2 separate regions of the Homo sapiens genome follow, and region 1 is linked to region 2. Evidence: read pairs that join two places in POLR2A ChIA-PET (ENCODE). Cell type or tissue: GM12878. All regions are shown on one strand.

Region 1 (2,500 bases), 140 kb after region 2:
TTCAACAAAAATATGATTTAACCTCTCTTTTCAGGTAGATGTGGAAACAATCTCATCAACATATAACGCATCATGTGAACTCTTCAGAGGCAACTTGGGAAGGTGCTTAAAATAAATCATTCTTAAATCTGTGCATCAATGTTTTCTTTTTCTTTCTTTCTTTTTTTTTTTTTTTTTTTAGAGACAGAGTCTCACCCTGTCACCCAGGCTGGAGTGCAGTGGTGCGATCTCGACTCACTGCAACCTCTGCCTCCCGGGTTCAAACAATTCTCCTGCCTCAGCCTCTCGAGTAGCTGGGATTACAGGCGTGCGGACCACGCCCAGCTAATTTTTGTATTTTTAGTAGAGATGGGGTTTCGCCATGTTGGCCAGGCTGTTCTCGAACTCCTGACCGCGTGATCCACCCGCCTCGGCCTCCCAAAGTGCTGGGATTACAGGCGTGAGCCACCGCACCCGGCTCCATCAATGTTTTCTTAAAGGAAATTATGCTATCTTTTTTGAAAAACCAGATCCCTTTCTAGAAAAGCAATGTAAACTCTGCAGATAGAGCCCAACAGTAATATTTTCTGACCAAGACAACCAAATATTAAAATTAAGGTGCACTACTTGTCTAATAAAACCAGTTAAAGAAATCTGCATCTTAAACATCTCGGTAATTACTGAAGGTCCTGTGGTATCAAAATATTACCTAGGCATTATTTACTAAGAATTGATGCTTGTAATTAGCTGGGTGTGGTGGGGTGCGCCTGTACTCCCAGCTACTTGGGAGGCTGAGGCAGGAGAATCGCTTGAACCCAGGAGGCGGAGGTTGCAGTGAGCTCAGATTGCGCCACTGCACTCTAGCCTGGAGATAGAGCAAGACTCCGTCTCTTTTTTTTTTTAAAAAAAAAAAAAAAAAAAAAAAAGAATTGATGCTTGTTTTACTAAAGAGCAATGCATAGCATGACTCTAAAAAAATTAGCATGACAGAAAATAGCTTGATTTGTATACCATATTGACCCATCCACAAAAGCCTATTTATATCTCAATTTGAAGTGATAAAAATCAACACCCAAAACAGAAGCCTGAAATTTGCCATGGGTATAAGGACCGGGTTTCTCCAGAAATCCAACAGCCACTTCCACACCAACACAATATTGCTTCATTTGAAATGACTTATTAGCCATCTACTGGACTACAAATGCTTTGTCATCTCCCAAATTATTAGATCCTAACTAGCTTTTGTTCTTCATCTACCTAATCAAGTTATTTACCTGCTCTATGATTTCAGGTTCCTTATTTGTCAAATAAATAGCTGGGCAGAATAACCTAAGATTTCTCCCAGTTTCAATACACTAAGATTTTTAACTCAACAACTTAACTCAATATTCTCCTGTCTTGCTTCAGAAATATATGTATATTAAAAGGATAGATTTAGCGAAAAAGTTTCTATCTTTCCAGTGCTTTAGTAATCCCTTGGCTTGTCCTTTAATTTGGCTCCAAAGATAAAAGTTCAAACACTGACCCACTGAATATTTTATTAGGCATGTAGTGCAAGTGTCCTGGTCAAAAAACCAAAAATACTGCCTAACTACTGCTATAAAGGATTTTTCAGGTAAGATAATCTTTTCAAAATCAAAACAAAAAATTACAGAAGCACAGACAAATAACATGGAAGTTTCTAAACCAGGTACCACTTAATAAGCTAGGATTCATCTAGTTCTGCAGCCAAATCCTGAAATGACTCAAAAATAATATGCGATGTAAGATTTTCTTTAGTTTGGTAATGCCCATGCCTAGATAGAGAATTAAAAATCCAAAAAGTTACGAGTTCTAAGAAAACCTGAGAAGCTTGGACAAAGTTTTTATCGTGACATTAGACAAATTAAGTTTTTTTCACTGTATTATCAGTTCCAAGATAATAAAGTATCAGAAAATTCCAGGTGATAAAAGGAAAACACACATCACATGCTAAGAAGTCTCAGAAGTGAAATAATTAAAACTAACAAAATTAATTCATAAAGTGCTCAACAAGTAATTGGGTCCAGTCTTAAAAAAGTAAGGTAACCGGTTAAGGAAAACAAAATTGTTAAAAAGCACCTATTCAAATATAAAACTATAATGGAAGAATAAAATTCCAGCATCAGTATCAATAAGCATCGATAGTACAAGAAAGAAATGTGTCTACCTGTAAATTTCTGCCTGTAAACCAAAAGGAATCGGACATAAGTTTTTTTGTTGTTGTTGTTTTTGTTTGTTTTTGAGACGGAGTCTCGCTCTGTCACCACGCTGCAGTGCGATGGTGCGATCTCCGCTCACTGCAACCTCCACCTGCTGGGTTCAAGATATTCTCCTGCCTCAGCCTCCCGAGTAGTTGGAATTACAGGCGCGCGCCACCATACCCGGCTAATTTTTGTATTTTTAGTAGAGTCGGGGTTTCCCCATGTTGGTCAGGCTGGTCTCGAACTCCTAACCCCGTGATCCACCCGCCTTGGCCTCCCAAAGTGCTGGGATTACAGGC
Region 2 (2,500 bases):
TCACTAACGGGAGAAGTGAGGAATGACACTAAGACTCAATAGATAGGCTGGGTGTTGTGGCTCACGCCTATAATATCCCAGCACTTTGGGAGGCCAAGGTGGGCGGATCACCTGAGGTCAGGAGTTCGAGACCAGCCTGGCCAACATGATGAAACCCTGTCTCTACTAAAAATATAAAAATTAGCCAGGCGTGGTGGAGGGTGCCTATAATCCCAGCTACTCAGGAGGCTGAGGAAGGAGAATTGCTTGAACCCAGAGGCAGAGGCTGCAGTGAGCCGACATCATGCCACTGCACTCAAAAAAAAAAAAAAAAAAAGAAAAGAATCCATAGGTAATAGGGCCATATGTACTATTCCAGAGCTTTTTAGCTTTAGAAAACCTAGATGGGCCACATGTCTGAGCAGCGTAAGAAGACCAGAGTACCTAGTGGATACCCAGATTCCATTCTGCAATTCCATGATTGCTTTTTTTTTTACCCTATTAGAAAATGTGTTGAATCATTATACAAAAAGGTTTGCTAGGCAGTCTCTGCTTAGACTTTCCTATAAACGTGCATCAGAGCAAATACAAAAGAGGTGTTCAAAAATGATGGAGGTCACTACAGAGCAATGGGTGTTTAAAATTATTTTTGGTAGGTTGCTTTCAATAGGTCGGTTGTCCTAAAATTGACTCTCTGCTCCCCGGTTCCCAGTTGAATTCAAGTCCACTCAAAAAGTATGTCAAAATTAGGATTAGAATTTGATTAGGATCATAGCTGGGCATAGTGGCTCATGCCTGTAATCCGCACTTTGGGAGGCTGAGGCGGGCGGATCACCTGAGGCCAGAAGTTTCAGACCAGTCTGGCCAACATAGTGCAACTAAAAATACAAAAATACAAAAATTAGCCAGGTGTTCTTATACATTTGGTTTGGGATTACATGCTTGTAATCCCAGCTACTTGGGAGGCTGGGGCATGAGAATTGCTTGAACCTGGGAGTTGGAGGTTGAGCCACTGCCGACTCTGCCTCAAAAAAACAAAAACAAAAACAAAAAAGATCTGATTGGGATCAGATCAGAAATTAGCTGATTTCTCTTACAATCACATCTCTACTAATGGGCTGCATGAACTGGCCCTAATGTGCTACATTTGGATATCTGTGAACCTTTCCAGAGAATGGAACTGCTAAGAAGTTTGCAACTGCTTTTTAACATATTTTAACCTTCTTTTACTTTTCAACTAATTGTGTTAACACTACCATAATTTCACCAAAGGATTAGAAACTCTCTATCTATCCCAATTAAAATATAGTCCAGGGCCGGGCACGGTGGCTCACGCCTGTAATCCCAGCACTTTGGGAGGCCAAGGTGGGTGGATCACCTGAGCCAGGAGTTTGAGACCAGCCTGGCCAACATAGTGAAACCCCATCTCTACTAAAAATACAAAAATTAGCCAGGCATGGTGACATGTGCCTGTAATCCCAGCTACTATGCGGGGCTGAGGCAGGAGGATCACTTGAAACTGGGAGGCGGAGAATGCAGTGAGCCGAGATCGTGCCACTGCACTCCAGCCTGGGCAACAGAGCGGGATTCTGTCTCAAAAAAAAAATTCAAAGTTAGCAGGGCATGGTAGTGTGTGCCTGTAATCCCAGCTACCCAGGAAGCTAAGGTAGGAGGACCACCTGAGCCTAGGAGTTTGAGGCTGTTGTGTTGTGTGCTATGATCACACCACTGCACTCCAGTCTGGGCAACAGAGTGAGGCCCTGTCTCTTAAAATAAATAAATATATATATATACTACATTACAAAAGAGTATCACTTAACTATTTCTTTGATTTTAATGACTAGCAAGTTCTTCTTTTTTTTTTTTTTTTTGAGACAGAGTCTTGCTCTGTCACCGAGGCTGGAGTGCAGTGGTGCAATCTCAGCTCACTGCAAGCTCCGCCTCCCGGGCTCATGCCATTCTCCTGCCTCAGCCTCCTGAGTAGCTGGGACTATAGGCGCCTGCCACCATGCCCACCTAATTTTTTTATTTTTAGTAGAGACAGGGTTTCACCGTGTTAGTCAGGATGGTCTTGATCTCCTGACCTCGTGATCTGCCTGCCTCAGCCTCCCAAAGTTCTGGGATTACAGGCGTGAGCCACCGTGCCTAACCAATGACTAGCAAGTTCTTTAACCCAATATAAATGAAATAAAAACCTTAATCAAGAAGTTACCACTTAGACATACACACAAATATCTATATGACGATTACATTCATCTAAGTTGCAATTATGACTAAGTCATCCATTAAAACAAAGAATCTACCCAAGTTTTACTAAACAGAGAATAATGTATTTTCTTCCAACTGCCCAAGAGTTTGGTTAAATGTGAGTTATACGAGTTAACAGGCAAAGCTAAATGTCTATCCTTAAGAATAACTATAAATAAAGATTACCAGTAGATAGCAATATGGATTACAATGGAATAAGCCATTGTATTCACTAAGTCTACTTCTATAGACTCAAAAAGAGGTACAATAAATG

The links. Peaks named below come from ENCODE experiments on the same cell type or tissue, not always from the same donor. Only the 100,000 strongest peaks of a DNase experiment are listed, where the experiment ranks them.
Region 1: POLR2A ChIA-PET joins it to region 2 with 10 read pairs; 3 of 35 experiments call an interaction of 5 or more read pairs at or near these places.

What each region holds. Positions count from the first base shown.
Region 1 is chr12:755,715-758,214 of GRCh38, reverse strand. The region is part of intron 1 of WNK1 (WNK lysine deficient protein kinase 1); the gene reads right to left. Among named protein-coding and RNA genes, the nearest start is that of WNK1, 4.4 kb to the right of the region's middle. In GM12878, no CTCF peak of the experiment used is centred here; no DNase peak of the experiment used is centred here; H3K4me3 peaks cover 2,500 bases; H3K27ac peaks cover 410 bases.
Region 2 is chr12:897,833-900,332 of GRCh38, reverse strand. The region is part of intron 25 of WNK1 (WNK lysine deficient protein kinase 1); the gene reads right to left. Among named protein-coding and RNA genes, the nearest start is that of RAD52, 51 kb to the left of the region's middle. In GM12878, no CTCF peak of the experiment used is centred here; no DNase peak of the experiment used is centred here.